Linked DNA regions of Homo sapiens: region 2 is linked to region 1. A link is an interaction called in ENCODE POLR2A ChIA-PET data of the cell type or tissue named here. Cell type or tissue: OCI-LY7. All regions are shown on one strand.

What was found. ChIA-PET counts read pairs that join two places held together with the same protein. Peaks named below come from ENCODE experiments on the same cell type or tissue, not always from the same donor. Only the 100,000 strongest peaks of a DNase experiment are listed, where the experiment ranks them.
Region 2: POLR2A ChIA-PET joins it to region 1 with 16 read pairs; 3 of 35 experiments call an interaction of 5 or more read pairs at or near these places.

The regions. Positions count from the first base shown.
Region 1 is chr1:45,667,711-45,675,710 of GRCh38, forward strand. All of the region lies in intron 2 of GPBP1L1 (GC-rich promoter binding protein 1 like 1), which reads right to left. Among named protein-coding and RNA genes, the nearest start is that of GPBP1L1, 15 kb to the right of the region's middle. In OCI-LY7, no CTCF peak of the experiment used is centred here; no DNase peak of the experiment used is centred here.
Region 2 is chr1:45,906,611-45,914,610 of GRCh38, forward strand. All of the region lies in intron 4 of MAST2 (microtubule associated serine/threonine kinase 2), which reads left to right. It overlaps LOC105378694 (a long non-coding RNA gene), which reads right to left and starts at 2,624. Exons shown (of 5, transcript XR_001738038.2): 1 at 337-2,624. In OCI-LY7, no CTCF peak of the experiment used is centred here; no DNase peak of the experiment used is centred here.

The sequences.
Region 1 (8,000 bases):
TAGAGCCTGTATCTTGCTCCAGGTATATCCTTTATGTGCTTTACTCTCCAGTTCTTTGAGACAGAGTCTCATTGTCGCCCAGGCTGGAGTACAATGGCTCAATCTTGGCTCACTGCAACCCCCACCTCCTGGGTTCAAACAATTCTTGTGCCTCAGCCTCCCGAACAGCTGAGATTACAGGCATGTGTGACCTGTATTTTGTATTTTTAGTAGAGACGGAGTTTCACCATGTTGGCCAGGCTGGTCTCCAACTCCTGGCCTCAAGTGATCCACTTGCCTTGGCCTCCAAGAGTGCTGGGATTACAGGTGTGAGCCACGCCTGCCCTCTAGTCTTAACAAAAATCTATACAGAATAGTGTACCCTTATTGTCTTTATTTCCTCACTCACCCATTTATTCCTCAACCCACAGAAAATTACCTTTCTCCCACAGCTCTGACTGGTACCCCTCTATTTTCAAAATATTCCCATTAAGTTAATCTAACTAGTATATGATAGGCATAAATAAGTTTGCAGAGAAATGGTTGATGAATGACAGTTTAGAAAAGATATGCGCTGAAATAAGAATGAATATATTTATAGTATTCAAAATTCTGTAGGAATATTTATGAAATTTTTTAAGTACCTAATAAATTAAATTGCACACTTAAAAACAGAACACCTAGCCAGGTGCAGTGGCTCACGCCTGTCATCTCAGCACTCTGGGAGGCTGAGGCAGGCGGATAACTTGAGGTCAGGGGTTCAAGGCCATCCTGGCCAACATGGTGAAACCTCATCTCTACTAAAAATACAAGAATTAGCCGGGCATGATGGCACACACCTGTAATCCTAGCTAGTTGGGCTGTTGAGGCACAAGAACTGCTTGAACCCGGGAAGTGGCAGAGGTTGCAGTGAGCCGAGATCACACCACTGCACTCCAGCCTGGGCAACAGAGCAAGACTCTGTCTCAAAAACAAAAACAAAACAAAAAAACCAAAACAGAACACCTGCATCTACATATTAGGCTGAACAAATGTTCTTGAGGATGTTAATGGCCGATGTAATGCCCTAAACTTGAAAAACTTCACCAGCCTAGGCAAAATAGGGAGACCCTGTATCTACAAAAAATTTAAAACTTAGCCAGGCATGGTGGTGGGCGCCTACTTGGGAGGCTGAGGTGAGACAATCACCTCACCTTGAGCCCAGGAATTCAAGGTTGCAGTAGGCTATGACTGTACTACTGCGCTCCAGTCTGGGTGACAGTGAGACTGTGTCTAAAAAAATAAAAATTAAAAGCTTCACTTAATTTCAATACATTCTCCATCTGTCATTGATACACCATTTTAATTCTGTCAAAAGCATAATTTTGAGCACATCTTCAACCATGAAATAGTTTCCATTCTATCTATACTATATAAAACAATTAAAAAGCATTGTCCTCTCTGTAACACCATTTAAGTTTGGCTCAAATACAGAGATTATTCTTTCTTTTTTTGGAGACAGGGTCTCACTCTGTTGCCCAGACTAGAGTACATTGGCACAATCATAGTTCACCATAGCTTTAAGCTCCTGAGTTTAAGCAATCCTCTTGCTTTAGCCTCCCAAGTAGCTGAGACAATAGGCGCATGCCACCAACAGTGGTGCTAGAGATGGAGGTCTCACTATGTTGCTCAGGTTGGTGTCAAACTCCTGGCCTCAAGGGGCCCTTCTGCCTCAGCCTCCCAAAGTGCTAGAATTGTAGGTGTGAGCCACTGTGGCCAGCCCAGGGATTTAATAGCTCTATGGGAAAATCTAAAAGTATGCAGCATCTGACTTTTGACCAGCCTTGTTTAATTTTGGCTCCATAAACAAAGTGACTTTAAGTAAAAGAATAACAGACATAGTTTAGTCATTTGAAAGTCTTCTTCGGGGTAAAGGCTTTTGGGTATGACCCCCCCTCCAACCCCCTGCCAAAATTGAGAAAATGACTAAGTAACATGATTTCATAAACTAATTGGATAGTTTACAATCTGTGTATTCCACAAAATAGAAAAAGAATGTAGTTCTCAGCTAAGGGATCATTAAAAATAATTTTTGATGGATTGTGAAGTGACTTTTAGTAAATACAAGGATTCAAAGAACTGAGTGGCACTGATCAAACAGTATGTAACATTCTTAGAACTTATATCCATAAAAATGAAAAACATAAGTTGGCACAAAACTGAACTCCTTTTTAGTATTTCCCTGTATCACTAGTTATCAATCTATCTTTATCTGTCTCCCACTGATCCCAAGCACACAGAACACTATCTGGAACATAGTAGATAAATATTTCCTGAATGAGTGTATTAATAAATGCTTTGGTGACTAGTAGGGCAGTACATCTTCAACTTCACAAGGTAATGTCATAATACTTCTGAACAACGTGTAACCAGTTTTCACCATCAGCAGCAGCATTTTAAGCGTTCCATCTGCTTTACATCTTCAACCAAACTACATATGGCCAGACTGGAGGTTATTCTTTGCTCTGCTGGTAGGTTTAACACGATCACCTACTGTGTGGTCTTTTAATCTATTTATCAGGTCTTTGTACTTCCCTTTTTATAGGATACCTATTCTTTTTACCATTCTTCTTTTGGTTGTTGATCTTATTAATGCAAGAGAATAAATCAGATACGAATCCTATGATTATATGAGTTGCAAATACCTTTTTCCACTTCATGGGTTATCTTTTGATTTTCTTTCCCATGTCTTGATGAGCACACGTTCTTAATTTAGATGCAATCAAAGCTGCTGGTCATTTCCTTTATGATTCACATTTCTGTGTCTTGTTTGTAACAGTTCTTCTCCAAGGTCCAAACAATTTACCTATATTGACTTCTTAGTTTTAAGTTTTGTCTTTCACATTTACAATCAGTTGGAAATGATTTGTATACGGTATGAGACCCAGGTCCAATTTCATTCTTTTCCATATGAAAAAAAAACTGTCCCAGAAGTATTCTTTTTCCACTGATTTATACAGCCAGCTCTATCATAAATTGTTTCTATATATGTATGCAACTGCTTCCAAATTTATGTTCCATTGGCTTATTTACATATTTCTACACTACTACCATATGTCTTTTTTTTTTTTTTTTTTTTTGTGAGATGGAGTCTCACTCTGTCACCCAGGCTGGAGTGCAGTGGTGTGATCTCGGCTCACTGCAAGCTCCGCCTCCCAGGTTCACGCCATTCTCCTGCCTCAGCCTCCCGAGTAGCTGGGACTACAGGCGCCCGCCACCACACCCAGCTAATTTTTTGTATTTTCACTAGAGACGGGGTTTCACTGTGTTAGCCAGGCTTGTCTCGAACTCCTGACCTCAAGTGATCCGCCCGCCTCAGCCTCCCAAAGTGCTGGGATTACAGGCGTGAGCCACCGCGCCCGGACTACCATATGTCTTAACTATCATACCTTTACAATAATATTCTGATATGTATTAGAGCAAGGCCATCTCCCCTCATAATATACCTATAAAATGCCTTAGCTATTCTTGGCTCTCTGGCTTTTTTTTTTTTTTTTTTTTGAGACAGTCTCACTCCATCACCTAGGCTGGAGTACAGTGGTGTGATCTCAGCTCACTGCAACCTCTGCCTCCCAGGTTCAAGCAAATCTCGTGCCTCACCTTCTCAAGTAGCTGGGATTACAGGCATGTGCCACCATGCCCAGCTAATTTTTGTATTTTTAGTAGACACGGGGTTTCACCATGTTGGCCAAGCTGGTCTTGAACTCCTGGCCTCAACTGATCCACCTGGGCCTCCCAAAATGCTGGGATTACAGGCTTGAGCCACCATGCCCAGCCTCTCTGACTCTTTAATATTAGTTTTAAAACAGGCCAGGCACGGTGGTACATGCCTGTAATTCCAGCACTTTGGGAGGCTGAGGTGGGAGAATTGCTTGAGCTCAGGAGTTTGAAATCAACCTCAGCATCATGGTGAAACCCCATCTCTACAACAAAGAAAATACAAAAATCAGCTGCATGTGGTGGCTTGCACCTGTAGTCCCAACTACTCAGGAGGCTGAGGTGGGAGAATTGCTTGAACCTGGGAAGCTGAGGCCGCAGTGAGCAGAGATGGCATCACTGCACTCCAGGCCTGGGTGACAGAGCGAGACTCTGTCTCTAATAATAATAAATAAATAAATAAATAAATAATTTTAAAAACAACTGTCAAATTTAAGGGGGAAAATATTGCTATGACATTGCTTGGAATGGCAATAAATCTAGATCAAAATGGGAGAACTGACATCTTCATAATAAATCTTCCAAATCATGAGCACGGTCAACTTCTTATTTAAGTCTTCTTTAACATCATCAAATAAAGTTCTAAACTTTTCTCCATAAAGATGCAATAATACCTTTTTAAAAAGATTTATTCAGGCTGGGTGCGGTGGCTCATGCCTGTAATCCCAGCACTTTGGGAGGCCAAGGCAGGCAAATCACGAGGTCAGGAGCTCGAGACCAGCCTGGCCAACACTATGAAACCATGTCTCTACTAAAAATAAAAAAATTAGCTGGGCATGGTGGCCAGGCGCTTGTAGTCCCAACTACTCGGGAGGCTGAGGCAGGAGAATCACTTGAATCCGGGAGGCGGAGGTTGCAGTGAGCTGAGATTGTGCCACTGCATTCCAGCCCAGGCGACAAAAAAAAAAAAAAAAGGATTTATTCTTAGGTACCTTTATATATATTTTTTGATGCTATTGCATTATTTCCTTTAAATGGCTGTTTACTGCTGGCATAAATTATATCCAGCAACCTTGCTAAACTCTCATTAATTCTAATAATTTGTCTATAGATTCCACAAATAATGAGAGACAGAAGAACTCTTTTTATACACATGTTAACTTTTAGGTGCCTACCAGACATCGAAGTGGAGATGTTAAGTAGATAGCTGGATAAGAGTCTGCAGTTCATGACAGAAATACAGACTGTAGACCAATTTTATTTAAATCCATGGACCCAGATGAGATCATCAACAAAGTGAACGTAAAAAGAGATGGAACCTTGACATACAGCTTTAAAGATTGGGGAGACTGAGGAAAAAAACCATCAAAGTGTGGGGACCCAGAAGCTAAGCAGAAACATGTTTCAAGAAGGTAGAGTGACCATTTTCAAATGTTATTAAATAGGATAAAAAGCTGAGAACTCATCACTGGATTCACATGGAAGTGTCAGTGATGATGTTGGATAGGGGAGGTGGTGAAAGCCTGATTCCAGTGAGTTCAAGAGGGAAGGAACTGGAGACTAAAAGTATAGACAACTCTTTTGAGAAGTGTTGCTGCACAACAGAGAAAAGGAGCATGTAGGCTAAAAGGGGATGTGTGGTCAAAATAAGTTTTTTACTGCACTGATAGGAATAACCCAGTAGAAAAAGAAAACGATGCAGCTGATACAGAAAACTGCTGAAATATCCTTCAGCAGTTCAGAGGGGTGAGATGGGATGTACCAGTGAAGACTGGCCTTCAGCAGGCTCATGAATACATAGGTGGGAAAGCAGAACACGTGGGTACTAATGCAATGAGAGCTTGGAAGGTCTACCCTGATTGCTTCTATCTTCTCAACTAAGTAGACAGCAAGACCTTCAGCTAAAAGTATGGGTAGGTGCAGAGGAGTTGAGGGGTGTGAGAAGAATTAAAGCGTGAAACTGAAGAATGAACTACAGAGATACAGCAGAGCTTCCCAGCAGAGTAAGGGCCCACACTTGTAAGCTACCATGACTTTTGACTCCCTGAAGTCTCTTGCTCTTCTCACTGACCCATACCCAATTCCCCAAATGCCAATCTAAGTTAAGATCCCAGTTCTTGCTTACTTTGCTTGTCACCCATGAAGCTGACTGTGGTTGAAAGATACACAACCATGCTTTTAAATATTTGTTTTCGGCTGGGCGCGGTGGCTCACGCCTGTAATCCCAGCACTTTGGGAGGCCAATGCAGGCGGATCACAAGGTCAGGAGTTCAAGACCAACCTGACCAATATGGTGAAACCCCATCTCTACTAAAAATACAAAAAAATTAGCCAGGCGTAATGGCACATGCCTGTAATCCCAGCTAGTCGGGAGGTTGAGGCAGAATTGCTTGAATCCGGGAGACAGAGGTTGCACTGAGCCAAGATCACGCCACTGCACTCCAGGCCAGGCAACAGAGCAAGACTCCGTCTCAAACAAACAAACAAAAAAAATTGTTTTCTACAACAAAGAACCCTAATCAATATACTCTCAAAAGTCAATGAAAGCCAGGCACGGTGGCCCAGGCTTGTAATTCCAGCTACTCAAGAGGCTAAATCACGAGAATCTCTTGAACACGGGAGCGGGAGGCTGCAGTGAGCCGAGATTGTGCCATTGCACTCCAGCCTGTGTGAAAGAGTGAAATTGTCAAAAAAAAGAAAAAGTCAATAACCTGTGAATCCCCAACTTCAATGGCTTACACTGTTTACATGTTCCTTAGCAAAACCCATCTTAAATCCCCTGATTTCCATGACATTACATCATTAGACCAGCAGTTCTCAAACCTGGATTACATCAAGCTAAAAAAATTCAAAAGATGTTTTAAGGACTGACACAGGATTGCCTATTTTATTTGGATAAGTAGAAGATTAAAAATTTTAATATCACAATTTCATTAAAGACAGTATGTCATAAAAGACAAATCTTGGAAAAAGGAACAACTCACCTTAAAAAAAAGTTAACAATCTTACATTGATAATATTCACAAAGGGCTGAAGTCTTTGTCAGAGAGCAGCAATGAGTGACAACCACTGTATTAACATATCCTGATCTTCTCCCTACCCTGTGATTACAGATGGTCCCTAACTTAGGACGATAGTTCAATTTAAGATTGTTCAACTTTACAATATTGTGAGGTGAGAAAGCAACTCAACAGAAACCATACTTTGAATTGTGATCTTTGCCCAGGCTAGCAATACGCAGTACAATATTTTCGTGTGATGCTGGGCAGTGCCAGCAAGCCATAGCTCCCAGTCAGTCACAAGGGTTAGACAACAGTAAACACCTGATACTGTACAGGGTATGTGTTGCCAGATGATTCTGCCCAACAGCAAGCTCATGTAAGCATTCTGAAAACGTGTAAGGTAGGCTAGGCTAAGCTATGATGCTTCGTAGGTTAGGCATATTAAGTGCATTTTCAACTTAACATTATTTTCAAATTACAAATGGGTTTATCCAGATGTAAGTCAAGGAGTAGCTGTACTTTTTTCGGACTCTTCCTTTCTCTTGTCAATGTAATGGTTCTTTAAATGCTTCCATGTAGTCCTTTTCTTGTTTTTCTGTGCTCTTCATTATCTCATCAATTTTCAAGACTTCAGGTCTCCAAGTGAGTGACTTAAACTCTTGCTTCATTGGGAGGCCGAGGTGGGCAGATCACAAGGTCAAGAGATCAAGACCATTCTGGCTAACATGGTGAAATCCCGTCTCTACTAAAAATACAAAAATTAGCTGGGCGTGGAGGTGCATGCCTGTAGTCCCAGCTACTTGGGAGGCTGAGGCAGGAGAATCGCTTGAACCCAGGAGGCGGAGGTTGCAGTGAGCCGAGATCGAGCCACTGCACTCCAGCCTGGCAACAGAGCGAGACTCTGTCTCAAAAAAAATAAAAATAAATAAATAAAAATAAAAAAATAAAAAATTCTTGCTTCATGGGCCCATTACAATGCATTACACTTACCTTTTTATGTATTTATCTCCCTTACAAATGGGACACACTTGGTAGGGATTAATAGCAAAGGTGATTATCTCTATCTTTTTATAGACGGGGTCTATTTAGTGGGTGCCCAATAAATGGTAATTTTTTAAAGGTGTTGACAATTCTATAAATTAGTATCCCCTTCATCTTAACTGTTCTTTTTTGAGACAGGGTCTCACTCTGTTGCCTAGGCTGGAGTGCAGTGGCACGATTACGGCTCATTACAGTTGACCTCCCAGGCTCGAGTGATCCTCCCAGCTCAGCTTCCCAAGTAGCAAGGACTACAGGCACCTATCACCATGCCTGGCTATATTT
Region 2 (8,000 bases), 240 kb after region 1:
ATATAATTATATTATATGTTATTTTATATGATACAATTATATAATATATAATTATATAAGTTTGTAACATATAATAATTATATTATATGTTTATATAATGTTATTATGCAATATTAAATAGTGTAGCCCAAGCATACAATGTTTCTATAAAGTCTACAGTAGTAGACAGTAATGTGCTAGATCTTTACATTTACTCACCACTCACTCAGTCACCCAGAGCAAGTTCTAGTCATGCAAACCCCACTCATGGTAAGTGCCCTATACAAGTGTACCATTTCTATCTTTTACATGTATTTTTACTGTACCTTTTTTATGTTTAAATGCACAAATACTTACCATTGTGTTACAGTTGCTTACAGTATTCAATGCAGTAACATGCTATACAGGTTTGCGGCCTGGAAGCAGTCTATAGGCTATACAATACCATATAGCCTATGTGTGTGGTAGGCTATACCATCTAGGTTTATGCAGGTATACTCCATGATGTTCACATAATGATGAAATCGCCTAACAATGCATTTCTCAGAAGGTATCTCTGTTGTTAAGTGATGCATCACTATATATATTGTGACTTATTTTTCTCCAGCTTGTCTTTTCCTTTTTGGAAGGATGTCTTTCAGAGAGCAGAAGGTCTTAATTTTGATGTTCTTTGTGAGTTTTTATAGTTAGTACTCACTCATTCTGTCCAAGAAATCTGTGCCCATCCCAAGATCATGAAGATTTTCTCCAATGTTTTCTTCTAGAAGTTTGTAATTTTAGCTTTTATGTTTGAATCTTAACTCCTTTTGAATTAATTTCTTTAAAGTCTTAAAAATTATGGCAAGGTATATATAACAAAATTTGCCATTTTAACTTTTTTTTTTTTTTTTGAGAGAGTCTCGCTCTTATCACCCAGGCTGTGCAGTGGCGTGATCTCAGCTCACTGCAGCCTCTGCCTCCCAAATTCAAGCAATTCTTGTGCCTCAACTTCTGGCATTTTAACCATTTTTAAGTATACAATGTAATGACATTAACTATATTCACAATGTCATGCAACTGTTGTCACCATCTATTTCTAAAACTTTTCCATGGTCCCAGGTAGAAACTCTGTGCCCATTAAGCAGTAACACCCTTCTTCCCTTACCCCAGGCCTTGGCAGTCTCTGTTCTACTTTCTTTTTCTATGCATTTGCCTCTTCTAAATACTTCATATCAGTGGAATCATATAGTATTGTTCATTTGTGTCTGGCTTATGTCACTTAGCATAATGCACATCTATATTAAAGTCAGTTTTGGTAAGTTATTTTTTGAACTTTTTGTCTATTTTAAATAAGTTATAGAATGTATTGGCATAAATTGTTCCTGCTATTCTCTTATTATTCTTTTGCTGTCTTTAGATTTGTTGTGATAACTCATCTTTTATTTCTGATATTGATGATTTATGTTTTCTCTCCTTTTCTTCTTGATGTCTATTACTGTGGTTTTATTAATTTTATTAATATTGTCAAAGAACCAATTTTTGGTTTTGTTAATTTTTTTATTTTCTGTTCCTAATTTCTGCTTTCTTTTCTTTATTATATTTTGAATTTAATTTACTTTTAAGTTTTTTTAAATTGTTTTTTATTATACTTTAAGTTCTGGGATACATGTGCAGAACGTACAGGTTTGTTACATAGGTATACACATGCCATGGTGGTTTGCTGCACCCATCAACCCATAATCTACATTAGGTATTTCTCCCAATGCTATCCCTCCCTGGACTTTTTAAAGTTTTTAATGCAGAGGTATGGATTAGTGATTTCAGGTCTTCCTTTTTTGATATAAGCATTTAAAGCTATATATGTGCCTCTAAGCACTCCTTTAACTGTATTCCATAATTTGGTGTGTGTGTCTTTATTATAGTGTAATTCAAAATATTTTCTAATTTTCTTTGTCATTTCATCTTTGACCAATAGATTATTTAGAAATATGTGGTTTCGTTTCCAAATATTGGAAGATTTTATATTTTATTGTAGTTGATTTCTAATTTAATTCTGTTGTGGTTAGACAGCATAATTTATGGAATTTCAATATTTTGAAATTTCTTGAGACTTTTTTTATGGCCTAGCATGTGGTCTTTCTTGGTGAACATGCAATGTCTGCTTGATTAGCTTACCTGAACTCTAGCCCATGCCTCCTCAGCTTAGTGGAACTACTGTGCTCTGCTTGAACTCTAGCTGTCTGCCCTTGTAAGAAAATTGCTCCCAGGCAGCTGAGGAGGGAGCAGCCTGACTTTTGAGTTTCCCTTCTTTCTGGGTTTTCTTTCTTGCATTACATGTGTCCCAGTGCCTGAAAACTATTACATTGTATATTTTGTCTATTCTTATGGTAATTTGTAGTAGAATGGCTAGTTCTCTTTCGGTAATGTCATAGTTACAGGTGGAAGTTTGCCAATCTTTAGGTCCCTGCCTAAAATCGAAACTTTTTTTCTTTAGTTCTCACTGAAGACAAAGCGTGTACTTTTTACATCAAATGTAAAGCTATAAAATTCTCATTTATTTCTACTTTCTTGTTTTCTTCTTTAGGTAACTCGACAGTATGTAAAGTTTGTTGTTTAACATGACTTTTGTCCCTGTTATAATCTATAGAACTGAATAATATTTACTTAAAAAAGTTAGGTATCTTTTTCTCACTTTATTATCAGTTAAATAAATAATTTCATTTAAGGCTTTATCATAGGCAGTGACTGTTTTATCATTTTAAAAATCATTCTTATATGTGCAGCCATTTTAACGTTACTTTTCAATATCATTTACGTTAAACCTATAAATTTTCCATTGTTTTCTGTGACTATTTTTAAACCATCGGAGGAGAGGGGAATCTGGCTAAATATTGTATATATAATATTATGCTTTTAAGAACAATCACACCATCATTCTATATCGTCTTTTTTTTTTTTTCCTTCTTTTTGGAGACAGAGTCTGGCTCTGTCGCCAGGCTGGAGTGCAGTGGTGTGGTCAATTCACTGCAACCTCCCCCTCCTGGGTTCAAGTGATTCTTCTACCTCAGCCTGCCAAGTGGCTAGGACTACAGGCATGCGCCCCCACGCCCAGCTAATTTTTGTATTTTTAGTAGAGACGGGGGTTCACCATGTTGACCAGGATGGTCTTGATCTCTTGACCTCGTGATCCACCCACTTTTGCCTCCCAAAGTGCTGGGATTACAGGCGTGAGCCACCCCACCTGGCCCTTTCTTTTCTTTTTTGAAGACAGTCTCGCTCTGTCGACCAGGCTGGAGTGCAGTGGTGCCGTCTCGGCTCCCTGCAACCTCCGCCTCCCGGGTTCAAGTGATTCTCCTGCCTCAGCCAGGCTGGTCTCGAGTTCCTGGGCTCAAGAGATCTGCCTGCCTCGGCCTCCCAAAGTGCTGGGATTACAGGCATGAGCCACTGTGCCCAGCTACTTGTCTTTTTTGAATACTCTGGTTTATTTTCTGTGTTTCCAATCTTCAGTGATAGTAATTGTGTAAGTACTTTTTGTGTGCAGTTGTTTTTTTTTTTTTTCCCCAAATTTAAGCAGACTAGCTTATTTGTAGATTTTCTCTTTTTCCTCTTCTAAGCTCCACTGTCTTATTTTTCTGTCTATGTTGGGATCACAACGTACTCATTTTCAGTGATCTGTAGGATTTAAAAATAAGACGTAGTTATATCCACAGAGTACAAAGTTTGAATATATTCTCATCAAAAATATAAAGCGTAAAAAATGGAAGTTTTTTATTCTTTTAAAAGTTATTTTTCTTTTAAATATTCAAAATTAATTTAAATAAGCTGAATTAAAAATTTTTGTAAGTACATATTTTTATAAAAATAAATTGTAATTCTAGCATTAACTGTTCAACCATTTATCAGTGTAATAAATTGGTTCCTTGCCTTACATGTGCCATTTCTAGACCTGCATATAAATACATTTACTAGTAATGTGAATTCCTTAATTCTGCAAAATGTTCCTCAATTGCTGTGTGCTACTGTTAGGAATAGTGAGCTAAATTATGAGTACCTTCAGAACTGTGAATTGGAACAGGAAGAAATCAAATAAATGGATGTTTGACTCTGTTAGGAGACAATACTTTCTTAGGAAAGGTATCTATGATATTGATGTTATTTGACAGGAAGGATATAACAGTTAATTTGTCTTGTCTTTTATTCTGACACCCTGTGCTCCTCAAATATTTCATAATCTCAGGCAGAGTTCTCTGAAGTTTGCAGTTTCACAGCCCATAAATGGCGTTCTGATATAGTTGCCTCTCTTTTAAAGGACATGGGAAGAAATATGTGGACAAAGGTTTTCCTGTGGTCTGAACTGTACAATTTGCAAGAATGGATTTTTAGGGTTCTGCTTTGCCAGTGCAGAATCTTGTGACAGAGGAAACCCCATTTCTTTAATTAATTTGTTTTGTGTGTGTGTGTTATTTTGCAGGATCTCTAAAGTGAGAAGCCCATAGCAGAGGCCTTTCTTCTGGCTCTACAGTCAATAAATAAATGTGTGAATGAATAAGAGAAGGCAGGTGTTTCTTTCACCATACTGCAAATTATTGAGCCCTGTCACCAGTCCCAGGGAAATGTTAGGCCTTCCTAGTCCTGGCAAAGTCACAGGAATATTGGCACAAATGGATTCTAATGCCACTAAAGAAAGTACTCTGTGTGGGGATGTGTTACCTGGAGGTAAAAGTAATATCTTCTTTGGTCAGATAAAGGATGTAAAATATGGCTTTCATTCTCTAAAAATCAAACAAATATTTTCTCACTTTGGCATTATTTAAGGAGCTCCGTGTTCTCTCTCCTCCACCCAAGGAGTACTGCTCTGCAATAGTACTGCTCTTCAATATATGCAGAGCAGGCTAGAAAGAATCCATTTGCTGCTGTTGTCAGAAATTTCTACTGAAAGGTAAAGCGCAGTGATTTATAGCATTGGAAACTTGAGTTAGACTGCTCCAGTTTACCAACTTGGCTGAAGACACTTCTGGCTAGTATAATTCATATATAGGTAACCAGGTGCCAACATATTGAGGAAATGCTACTTTTCTACTTACCATTGGCATGATCTTAACTTCTCTGTGTCTTTAAAAAATAATAATAATTTTAAAAATAATAATAATGGAATAATAGTACATATATCATATGGCTATGATGAGTACTACATGAATATTAATGTGTAAAATGCTTAGAATAGAACCTAATAGTTAAGCACTTAATAAATGTTGGTTGCTGTTATGTCATTATTATTATTGTTATATTATTATTATTATTATTATTATTATTATTATTATTATTATTATTATGTAGCCTGGTCTCGGGTATTAGAGAATTGGAGAATATTGAGTAGAAACTTAGGATTCAGCCATAACTGCAAGCCTTAGCTGGGGATGGGAGGATAGACCCAAGGTTGGGGCTTTTGGCAACTGACCCTGATATCATCACAAGGCTTTCCAAAGTAGGAGCCAGTACTTGTTGAGAACTGTTAGATTTCTAAGGTGTTCTAGTTATCTTTAGGACCTGCTACTGAACTGGGGATTCTGAAAAAAAGAGGGTGCTGAGAGGGCTGAATAATTGGACTAATACATGGAGAGGAAAAGTGAGGGCTTGTGGCTACTAGGTGGGTGAGTTTGCTTGGGTAATTAGAACAGTGGCTTTCAAACTTTTTAGACTTTGACTTCAATAACAAATAAAGTTTACATTATGACCCATCACACACGTTCGCATTTGTATATTTGTATGTATTTCAGTAATGGATGTCATAAACACACATTTCACAAAACAGTGCTTACCCTTGCTGTGTGCGAAGGACTAATATTTTCTTTTCTATTCTATTTCATTTGTATATGTACTTTTTGTGTGCAGGTAGTTTCCCTTTTTAGAAAATGTTGATCCTGACTTCCTAAATTGATATAATGTCTTACTAAAGAGGTGTGACCCACATTTGAAAAAGCACTGGTTTGCCTATGAGTTAGTCCTTTGAACATTACCCTAGAAAAAACAGTTTGATACGCTTTGTCATCTAGGTGAATGAGAGAAGCCCCTCAGAGTTGGCAGAGCCGCTGAAGCAGGGGACAAGACTTGCTTCTCTTTGGCTCTCTTAGCTGCCAGGGTTTAGCTCCACAGTTTACTTGATCACTTGGTTTTCTTGAGTCTAGGTTCTTTTTCTCAGATGTCTTCCTATTTGTTGGGACTAATCTCTTCCTTTAGACTGGGAGATTGCTCCAAGAGGGCAAGACTTACAGTAATAGCTAACACTTTTATAGTGCTTTCTCTGTGCTAGGCACTTTGCTGTTTACATGTATTAGTCCTCACCACAACCTATATATTAGGTACCTTAATGATCTTCATTTTACAGGTGGGGAAACCAAAGCATACAGAAGTATGCTTAGCTTACCCTTCAATAGAGGTCTTCTGCAACTTACCTTAAACATTAATGGATGAAATTAAGCTAGTTTCTGGGCTTATTTTCTTAACTTTCCTTATGGCTTTTCTTACCACAAGAATGATTAGAGAGTAATAGAAATTGAACAAAAAATGGCACTGAACTTTGTCTGAAGGAGTACAGTTTAGTTAAGTTGGTCAGATTCGGCATTTGAATAATGACTGTGCTTTGAGCCCTAACATTAAAGCCCTGTAGTCTTCCTTCAGGCTTGGGTTTGAGAATGAATAATGCTGCAGAAACGCCCACATAGTCTTCGCTCATTATTTTACCAGTTTCTTCCAGTCCCTTGCCCACTGCAACAGCTGTTTAGCCTGGCCCATGCCTTCTGGGTTAATAGTATTTCTGACACAGTGTGAGTTTTCAAGTTGCTATGTATAATTTCTGCCAGAGTTTTTACTGCCGCCAGGCCTCAGGGTTGGAGGTTGCAACTGATTTGTGGGGGAGGGAGTTTGGTGCTTGTCACTGACGCAGGAACAAGGTGCTTTCTGTAGCTCTGATTTGTTGCTGGCTGAGTGTGAATGATGTCAGGCAGATCAGAGGACAGCTGATTCATTTGGGATCTGGAACTTGTCACTGTCCCACTGCTGCCTCGTGGGCTCTTAGGTCTTTTGTGGGGGGATGGGAGGGGTGTTCTGAAGATCATGTTTTTGAAGAAAAGTACTTTAATTTTTGCCGTAAGTTTGGGAAGCTTTTATAATTTCCTTTGGCTGACAGAACTGCATACCCCTTGTGTGAGAGAACTTCCTACCAAGACTCCAGTGTGAGGGCAAAACTTGAGTAGCCAGGAGAATGATGAAACGGAGGCAAGAGAGACTGGGAGCACCATGTCTGCGGATTCAGTAAGGAGGTTGGGGTCTCTATGGAAACTGGCAGATGTCAGGAAAAAAAACTAATGCCAACTAACACAGCTTCGTTCATTTGGATGAAGACTGTTTTGGAGATGCCTGTCAGGAAGAGGGCTGAGCTGGCTTGATTAATTCAAGGTCAAAACAGTGGTCCTTGGCAGGGGCATATGAGGTTTCCAATTCCAGAAACTGAATTAGATGTCATTTTAGGGGTTCCTGAATACTTGGAGAACTGGGTAAAAAAATGAAGACAATTATTTTCTTCCCTTGAAAGCAAATGTTTATTTAAAGTTAGTGTCAAGGCTGCAAATACAAACCCCGTGAATGTGAGAAACCAATGGAAACAAAAAGTACCTCCTCCTTTGACTAGAGAGGGTATTGTATTTCTGCCCATGGCCTGTCAGCTCAGGACCTCAGATCTGCCCTTGCAGATTCAAGCATGGGTCCTTTAGGGTGTGACCTCTATTTTATTTCTATATTGGCCAATATAGAAATAAACTTTATTAGGTGAGAATATCAAAGCTGGGAGTGGAAGAAGGCTTCCTCTTCAGGGTGACTTTTCCAAGAGCAGCTCAGGCTTATTTAATGAAGAAGTGCCAAGTGAATTCATCAGTAAATTAGAGAACCAGTGAAAGAAGAGACCTAGAATTCATTTCACCTCAATTATCTGTCTTGAACTGCCTTTGTTTAACCCACAGGGCTAAGGGAGTGTACTTCAGATTTTC